2 separate regions of the Homo sapiens genome follow, and region 1 is linked to region 2. A link is a loop called in an ENCODE intact Hi-C map of the cell type or tissue named here. Cell type or tissue: PC-3. All regions are shown on one strand.

Evidence for each region. Hi-C counts contacts between places; a loop is a spot of excess contacts. Peaks named below come from ENCODE experiments on the same cell type or tissue, not always from the same donor. Only the 100,000 strongest peaks of a DNase experiment are listed, where the experiment ranks them.
Region 1: a loop joins it to region 2, with 7 times the contacts of the local background. A loop is called at or near these places in 4 of 110 quality-filtered maps.

What each region holds. Positions count from the first base shown.
Region 1 is chr3:155,700,079-155,705,078 of GRCh38, reverse strand. It overlaps PLCH1 (phospholipase C eta 1), which reads left to right. Exons shown (of 23, transcript NM_014996.4): 2 at 815-933. The coding sequence starts at 855. Among named protein-coding and RNA genes, the nearest start is that of PLCH1, 42 kb to the left of the region's middle. In PC-3, a CTCF peak has its summit at 2,996 (motif pointing right); a DNase peak (open chromatin) is centred at 1,578.
Region 2 is chr3:155,414,888-155,419,887 of GRCh38, reverse strand. No RefSeq gene overlaps it. Among named protein-coding and RNA genes, the nearest start is that of PLCH1-AS1, 32 kb to the left of the region's middle. In PC-3, no CTCF peak of the experiment used is centred here; a DNase peak (open chromatin) is centred at 2,927; H3K4me3 peaks cover 953 bases; H3K27ac peaks cover 2,258 bases.

The DNA.
Region 1 (5,000 bases), 290 kb before region 2:
TGTGAACAGAAAGGAGGTTGGAATTCTGAAAAGTTGCTTTAGCCAAATCCTGTGAACAAAGGAGGCCTTGTTCAGGGTTATGCACGTCAGCTTTTGGAGGAATTTAATTCATCGACTCAGATCTCTGCTTTTCAAGTTGTTGCTCTAGCTAGCATTGTGTTTCTCTGTGTCTGTGATGGAGCAAGTCTTATGTAGGAGCAGGCACTGCTAGTTTACCTTGCTGAGGCCTGTGCCCAGCTCTAGTTACATCAATGAGTTCAGCCTGGGCAGATCCAGGCCCTAGCAGTCCTAAATGGACACCAGCAATGAACCAAAAAGAGGGAGGCACATTTTATTAATGTGCTTGGCTCATTCATGGCCACATGGATGCTGTACTGACACAAAATTCAGGAATTGGGAATGATAGCTTCGTTCCTGTTAGTTGCCTCCCCACCTGCAACTGAAATTTCCTGAAATGTTACCAGTGTTGACTAGTTTGGATCTTGGACTACTAGGAGTGAGGCTGGGAGCACATATACTGGTCCTGAAACCTGCTCTCTGATGGTAGGTTTATTTCCCCTGGAGATGGGTAACATTGAGCCCTGAAAGGTGGTTTGAAAAAGTTACTGTTTTGATATGCTAAATGTCATTCTAGACCCTGGGAAGACTTGTGAGAAATTTCTTAGGGCCTGGGGGATTCCAGCTCCATGTGTGGAGAAGTTGTATGCCGTATATGTTGCCCCGTAATGCTGGGCAACCGATGGCATTATGCTACCAGTGTGAGCGTGTGGCTGCCGTTTTCTTCATTTTTGTCTCATTCTGTTTCCCTTGACAGGGCAATTTGGTTTTGATGCTGTGCCAGAAATCTTCTGACAATGAGTTACTGGAACTTGGAAAAAAGGAACTGTGTGCAGTACCGCAGGCATTTTCTGGTGGACAACAGTGTGTTTCATGGTAAGCTGTCTCTTGTATTTATGTAGTTGGATCTTTTATTTTGTTTCTGACAGGACTTTTATTCTAGCACTCTAGATGCAAATATGGTATAATTGTTGGATGGAACCAAGAGCTTGAGTTAACTTGTTTATGAATAATTACCCAAGAAGTCCCATTGCACTTACTATCTCCACTTGTAAGGAATGGGCCCCACCTCAACGACTATAATAGTGTTATCTCTTTCTATTTCGTAGGGTAGTTGGTACCAGTGCCTTTCCTCTTCTACCACACTGTCAACTCCAGTAATATCCCTTTCTGATGTTTGTAATTATTTTGGGTGAGGGCCATATAATTGTTCAGTTAATATTTGTGGATCACCAGTCAATGCTTATTACCAGCATAGCATGGCCTTCCAAATTGAGATGTTAGAGGGTGCTTGTGGCCACCTGCTTTAGACACTTATTGAAGAGAAGTCCACCCACTTTTATTGCTGTCCTTTAGGGCTTTCAGACTTATCTATATATTATGTCCCATATAACAACAGAACAGAAGAGTTTGCAGCACTAAACCGTTACTATCAGGGTGGAGGACTGCAGCTGTGAATCAGAGAGTAATCAATATTAGTCATTTTCATGGCAAACTAAGACAAATTGCCTTTACCCTGCTGGTATCTGTTTGTTTTGTGGTATACAGTCAGGGATAAGCTCTGTCAATCCTGCTGTCAAGATACCCCAGGGTGAAACTGATTTAAAAGCCAAAGACTTATGTGGTGCCAGAATTTTTGGAGTAATCTCTATCAGAGGCCTGTGGAATTGTAGAGGGAACAGAGAGATTTCAGGGGGAGTGGAGTGCTCTTTAACAGAATCCTATAATCTAAGCTGCTTTCACCTTTCTAAGATTGTTCTGAAGTCTTCCCCAATTTGATGACAGACTTAATGTTTATTATTGCTTTAAACTAAGTTTAAGATAACAAATTTAACCTTACTTTATTAAGCACTTTGGTGTTTATAGTGTTTTTTCAACGTTCATTATACAACCTCACTAAAAGCCCTTGTAAAGTAGAGAGTGATTTCATTTTACAGATGAAGAAAGAGAAACAGAGATGAAATAACTGCCCAAGTTGATGTAACTAATTAGGTATTAGCAATGTCAGCATGAAAATTTCTGCCTCCACCTTTCCAGGTTGGTTCTCTTGACATTCCAGTGGTGAAGTGCCCTTAGCAGAGGAGGCGTGGGAATGGCGACTTGACCCTGTGGCACTGAGGTTCTGCGTTGCTTTTCTCTAGCCTCAGCCAAGGGTCCTGTTCATTGCTTTATCTCTCATGCAGTGTTTGATTTATGTATTGTTCTGTTGCAAATTTATTCGTATTAAAAAATAGTAAATATGATAATAGAAAAATCACGGGAGTTAGAAGAACTAGGTTTATTTTTTCAAGCTTTATTTTGTGCCAGTTTTTAAAGAATTTAGATTTAAGTGCCTTAAACTCATTATTATTTTCATTATTTTAGAATGCCTTTATTCAGAGATCTCAAAGGCTATAATCATTTAAAATTTTTTCTATGTATTTTTATAGTCGTATTACCAATTAGTTTATTACTATATTGCAGATACTTATGCTAAGGGCTTGATGACCATTAACATTGTCATACGGAATCCTTTCAAGGACTTTGCTATAGCTATTATTCAACCCATTTTATGAATGGGGTAACTAAAGCTTGTGGAGATTGTAAAATGGTGACCTAAAATTCAAATCCTGATCTGCCTAATTCCAACACCTCACTGTTTTTTCTTCTTTCAGGCTGCCATCTCCGTTTTAATTAAAAAAAAAATTAACATTCTGAGGCTTAAGTTCTATATAACAGTATTTGCTCTGTTGTTGACTAGCAGTGTACGGTCTTGGACAAGTTACGTAATCTTTCAGGAACTCAGTTCTCTTTTCTGTGAAATGAGCATGCTGGTCTCAATGATTTTTGAGGCTGTTTCTAGTTCTAAACTCAGATTCCACTGAAGTATTTCTGAGAATTACAATTACTGTATTGTCTGAGCTCCCTTTTCACTAAACACAAGATACACAAGGGGGCAGTATAACACTTAAAATATGAATTGGTTACTTCTTACATTCAAGAATTACTCTTTCGAAAGGATTTAGAGATATTAAATCCTCCCAAGATTAAAAGAATCAACTCCGATTAGAACAATGATTCTATTCATTTATAATACAGCAATAGCTTTATATATTTCTGATAGTGTAAAATATCATTTTGGATTTCCTTGCCTCAGGATATATTGTAATTCAGGAAAGAAAGATGCCTTTTGCTCTTCTTCTACCTCTGCTGAAAATGAATCTGTTAACATAGGAACTTACTTGACTTAAGGAAGAATTGTGAGAAGTCTTGGGATATTTTAAACCAAGGGAGCTCTAGTGGTAATGTCTTTGTAGAGGATTTCAGAACATTTCTGAGAAAAGAAAGGGACAGGACATGTTGAGTAGGAAATGTCAGATTTCTCTTGGGCTTCTTGAACATTTACTGACCACACTTTTGCTTATTCACTTTGGCTTCTCCTTGTTTTTGTTGATAACTCTCCTTACATAACAAAATCAACCAAAACAAAAAGAAACAAAACTTCTTCCATAAATGGAAAAGAACCATTTCCCGTGCAGAATAATAGACTTTTGGAATAAGCAGACTTGGATGTATAAATTATGCCAGCCAGGGTCTCTTTCTACAGACAAACTTCAGCAGTGTTGCCAGGATAAAAGAGCTATGTTAAAATGAGAACTCTAAAATGGTCAATAGCAGCAAAAATAAAAATGTAACATTTGTGTAGTTTCACAGTTCATAAACCATATTCATAGCCTCATTTTCTGATTATAGAGGTGGTATATTCTCATTGGAAACAATTTAGAATATTACCCACAATCCCAGAACCCAAAGAGAAAGAGACTGTTAAACCTACTGTTAAGAGTCTGCTTATGTCCGGCCTTTTATCTACCTACTATTTCATCTTCACATTTCAGAGGCAGGAATGAAATATCTGGAAAGGTTGGGAAATAGTGCTTAACGGAAATGAACTGGTTGAATTGACTACTATGTCCAGCGATGAGAGAAACCTTGTTAGGAATGATGAATTTTTGTATTTCCCTCTTGTCTGTCTTTTGCCTGGATTTTTAGGAAAAACCCAAAGGAATTTGCACCTATCAGAGAAGCTAATCTCTGGGATCTTCCCCTACTTGACTTTTATTCTTCTGATATGTTTGCAATAGAAAAAAATCTTGAGCAAAGAATGTTTGGTGCGGTATGAACCCTGTCTTAATGGCTTATACCTTCATGATTTATCCTGATTTGAAAATTGCCTATACCTTCAGCTGTTTCTCCTGCTTTCAGTGAATTGCAGTATTTTTTTTTCTGACCTGGGATGCAGTCTTGATTCTTAACCAATAATGAGTGTATTTGCAATTAATATGCACATGCAATTTCTTATGCACATAAGCCTTTCCAAACATTTGAGCTCCTTACTAAGTGACTTAATGTTTGTCTTCACATACTGCTAGTTATAATTGTACTATTGGAAAAAGTATTAATTGCTTTCCTGTAAGTTATTAGGTTATCATCTCAACTTCTTATGGGAAAATTTGTTTTTGTTGCCATCATGTTGTTAAATGAATATTTCGGAATAACCATTACAAATCTAAACTAGAAACATTTTGGACTGAATTAGGAGTATCTTTTACTATCTAGGGATAAAATTAAGGGTAATTCTCTTATTAAATATTTATGCAGTATGCCTTTTCAAGAAGTTGCCTTATATATATGTTAATACTTTTACTTTGCCTCAGAACTACATTTTAATAAAACTAATTGACTTAGTTAATTAATTAAAGGATTACTTTTTATCCAGCCTCCCCTTCCTGGCCACAGACCTAGTTGGTGATGTGAGGGTAGAAACTTGACTGCTAGTTTGTAATGGAAAGTAGGCTGAAACGGGATCCTGAAGACTAGTTCTAATCCAAGTTTAACAACTAACTTGTGTAGCCTCATGTCACTTCTGGGGCCCTCAGTTTCCCTGTCTTTCAGGTGAGGATTTT
Region 2 (5,000 bases):
TGGGAATTATTACAATTCAAGGTGAGATTTGGATAGGGACACAGCCAAACAATATCAAGTTTTCTATGGAAACTTGTTCTGTCCAGTGAGACTTAAGAGAAAGTCAACTGGGAGGATTCTGGAAAGGACTTTGCTCCTGGATAAAAGGAGAGAGCATATCATCATGATAGCTCTTTTTCCTTTCTCTTCTTACCATGCAGCTTTACATGAATCCAGGCTTTGGACATGCTCATGTAGAACTGATGCCTGCATCTGTAATAACCATGTTGTGATCCTATGAGGAAGGTCATGACAGTTGCAGAGACACTGACCCGGGTCCTGACCCTTTGTTATTTTTGAACCAGTTTTGTGATAACCTATATCCAGGTTTAATTTCTTTGTAGTTTATAAACTCTTAGTTTTTATTGTTGTCTTTGCTATCTGCAGCCAAAATCCTTCCTAACTGAGTCAGGACATAATATAGTTTCTGCTAGCCCAAGGAAGCAATACGGACTACTGGAGAAAAGCATGGGTTTTATTTGCAGTCAGAAAGACCTGGGTTCAAATTCTGGCTCTTTTTTTTTTCCCCAAGTTGGAGTCTTGCTTTGTTGCCCAGGCTACAGTACAGTGGTGTGATCTCGGCTCACTGCAACCTCTGCCTCCTGGGTTCAAGTGATTCTCCTGCCTCAGCTTCCCGAGTAGCTGGGATTATAGTCATGTGCCACCATGCCCGGCTAATTTTTGTATTCTTAGTAGAGACGGGGTTTCATCATGTTGGCCAGGCTGGTCTCGAACTCTTGACCTCGTGATCTGCCCAAAGTGCTGGGATTACAGGCGTGAGCCACCGCCCCTGGCCAAATCCTGGCTTCTTTACTGGCCACTTGAACTTGGACAAGATAATATACATCATGGAACATGGATATTATCATCTGTTAAAGAAGGGAGTTGGACAAATAGAAAGATCATACCATGAAAATAAATGGTAGTAACCTAATGTGCCAAAGGTTAAAAAAAAAAAAAAAGCAGAATTACAATTTATGCTGTAGGGACAAGCAAAGAAGGTATATACTCTCAGTGTTCCATAAATTGGGTTTGGTTGCCCCAGACATGACCCAACATTGTGAAGTTTTACATGATAAAAATGAAATTTATCCACAGCAGCTCTGCTCTTATCAAGAGCCATCTGCAGCATGTCAGAGGGGGTTTTCTTGTTGTTTTAATATATAATCAGTGACTGCATTTTACTATTGCTGTCAGCTCTGAGGACCTGGTCTCTGTGGAGCTTCCGCAGCATCTAAAGCTTTGTCTGGCTGGGTGCCATGGCAACAGCTACACTCCTAGCACCAGAGATGTGCTTGTTTTTCCAAGAGCCAGACGTTGGCCTCCCATTCCTGGGGAAAATAGGCTTTCTCCTTACTGAGTCCTGCCACAGAGTTCTTCAGCCTCACTTTTAGCCAGTGGTTACTAGACAGGTGGACTACCACCAATTGACTAGCTAGATAAACTGTTTTTAGGCTACAGAGTAGAACTTTCTGCTTTATGATTCCCCAAGATAGACATTCATCAGGTTAGAATGCTCTGGATCTAGCAAAGTGACACTTCTGAAAGGAAAGAAAGGACTTTAATGATATGCACCCTCTTCTTTAAAAAGCAGACTAATTTGGAAAGCATTGGCCAAATTCTTATGTGTCTTTTCTAGGAGACCAGATCAGGTCTGCCAAAAAATAAGCAGTCTAAGTGAACTGTCAGGATCAGGGGGATTTTAAGCTGTATGTGTACAACATTTTCCCAGAGAGATTTAACCACTATGTGACCACCATAGTGCCTCACTATGTTCAGCTTCAGAGTTTCATCAGCCCGTTTGTTATCCCTGTCCTTTTGCAGATTAGGTTGCCATGGCTGGCAGAAGCGAGAAAATTGATGGTGAAAACTGACAAAAACCCAGTCCAGGGCCCACATCTATGTAGAGTCTTGAACAACAAGAGCTCCTTGAATATTCTCTCTTACCAAAAAGGAGGATCTGGAAGATGAGCATTTTTTTTTCAGTCTGTGAAAGATTCAATGATGGTAGCACCTTCAATTTTTAGAGAAATAACATCTATGTCCTATTGGATTGTTTTTCACCTGTGCCTAGGATTGTGGGTGAGAGAGTAGTGGGGGTACCAGTTTGAGCCTAAACTGAATTTATTTCTGGGACTTGAAACTTTCCGGGCAAGGGAATATTGGTGGTATAGGACCACATAGGGTCTATTTGCATGTGGAAATGAGGAGCCTGCCTGAGAAGAACTTCTACTACAAGACAGAGTCAGGGCAAGCTATGCCCAAATTTATGGCCTCAGTCATCACAGTGGAAGGATTACTTTGAGAACAGAATCGTGCCCCTGTCTCATTACCTTCTGGATACCTGAAACTTTGCAGAGAGTGGTAGCTATAAGGGAAAAATAAAATAGAACAGAAGGAACTGTTTCTATGCAAAAATCTCAGGTAGATGGAGCAGGATGTTTGGTCCAGTGTGGATTGAGTCACACTTGAGGAAGGGCACGGAGGGTAAAGGGTGCTAGCAGGCTCAGCAGCAGTGGCAGGTAGTAGTAGTAGCTAACTACTACTCAAGTACTACTAAAAGTAGCTCAACAAGGTCAACCAGATGCAGTCATGCGCTGCGTAACAATGTTTCAGTCAACAACTGACTGCATATATAATAGTGGTCCCATAAGATTATAACACTGTCTTCCTACCATATCTTTTCAATGTTTAGATATGTTTAGATGCACAAATACTTACCACTGTGTTACATTCGTCTACAATATTCAGTACAGTAACACGCCGTACAGGTTCATAGCCTAGGAGCAATAGGTTATACCATATAGCCCAGGGGTGTGGTGGTGTTTGCTGTCTAGGTTTGTGTAAGTACACTCTATGATGACTACACAATGATGACCATCTAATGACTAATTTCCTAGAATGTATTCCCATTGTTAAGTGATGAATAACTATAGTCTCCAGGCAAGATTTCAGTAGCTGGTGCAGGCGAAGACACTTATTCATGAGGATTTCTACAAACGTGGGAGGGGGATTTCAAGATCCAAGTAGTCCTGCCTGAGTGGGCCAGTGCCAGAAAACCACAGCCCATTTAGTTATTGATGTTGGGCTGGCATGGGCTGGGGCAAAGCATTTGTAAAAATAAACAGTTCCAACATGCCCTAAGTGCCCTGATAGAAGGAATCAGAAGACACCAAGAGACAGACTCAAATCAGACTCTGAAGGTTACCATGCAGCACAAGTGAGCACAAGTGATCCTACAAGTTGGCCTGGAAGGACAGCTAGGAAGTAGTTAAGTGAAAAGAGTCAAGAAAGGCACTCGGAGCATTTCAGGGGTCCGCGAAACCTTGGGACAGATGGTGGAAAGGCAAGATGCATGATCCAAACAGGAATAGAAGTGGCTCATTAAGGGTAGAGCACAGGCTGCCAGTAGGAGTGGAGTCATGAGAGGTGGTAGGATTTACCATGTAGGCAGACGATAAACTGGGAAAGACCTTCTGTGTCACACTAAAGAGTTTGAGCTAAATCTTGAAGGCCGAGGTGAGGATTTTACTGGAGGGAGAACATGATTAATCTTACTTTTCGGAGAACTAATTCTAGCAGTGGTACATAGACAAACTTGGACTAGAGAGTGGGATATTCTTTAGAAAGTTCTTATAGCAAGTGTAGCAAAAATTAATAGGGTCTGAACTATGTAACTGCAATATTGCAAAGTTTCCCCGGAGAAGGTCAGGCTGTAAGATCATAATGCATTTTTTCTCAAGTTTAAGAGGGCATTGTGATGTTCTGGGAAAATAGAGAATTTCTTTGGAGCTAGACACTCTTGGTTCAGATCCCATAGCCACTATTTGCTAACCAAATTGCTCTCAGAAAGATACCTATGCTGCCTGAGTCTACCTTTTTTTCATTTGCAAAATGGGATAATGCTACTAACCTCAATATGCTGTGATGGTTGAATGTAACATGAGGTATATAAAGAGGCACTCACAAGTAGATTAAGACATATGACTTTCTTTTCTAGCTCTTCTCATGGGGCACATATGAGGTTTCAGCATGCTATGATTGCTTAAATCCAAGTGCTAATTATTATTTTTATATTAAATCTCCTTCTCATCTCTTTATATTTAAATATTACTATGGAGACATGATTTTCACAAGAAGCTGAGGAAAGAGGTTGAAGCAATAAATGGTTGTCATATCCCCTTGTGATATTTATGCCTACATGAATATAAATTTGAATTTAAATCAAAGAAATGTGTCTTTCTAAAATGTGCTTTTTAGCAACCCTTTTCTAAGGTCTTATCACTGTAATTTTAAAAGAGATAAAAATATGAAAAGACATTTTATTTCAAACAAAAGGATGCATCTGAAAATTCTTACAGATAGAGCACATTGATCGATTTTTTTGGTATTTTTAATCAGGTACAACAATTTAACACACATTATATCAGCAGTCTCGTTTTGTATTCATGAACTTGATGGGAAATGGAGAGATCCTGCTGATAATGGAGCAGGTAGTATTTTCAGCTATAAGGAGTCCAAAGCTGAATTCTTATGAAAAATATTCTCCAAGTTGTTCCTGATGGGGGAACATAGAAGAATAAAAAATTGTTCTTTGAACAATGGAAACATGTATCAGAATTACATTACTGGGGCCCTATCCCAGAGTTTCTTATTCCGTAGGTCTAGTGTGGGCCAGGGAATTTGCCTTTCTAGCAAGTCCCCAGCTAATGTTTGTGTTAGTTGACTTGGGCAGCCATAACAAAATACCATAGTTTGGTGGCTTAAACAACAGAAAGTCATTTTCCTACAGTTTTTGAAAATGGGAAGTCCAAGATCCAGCACCTTGATCTTTGCTGGTGTGGGCTGTCTTTCTTGCTTCCAGACAGCCACTCTGTCCTCACATGAGAAAGAGAAAGGGACAGAGTGTATGTGAACACAAGCTGTCTGTTATCTCTTTTATTAAGGGCACTAATCCCATC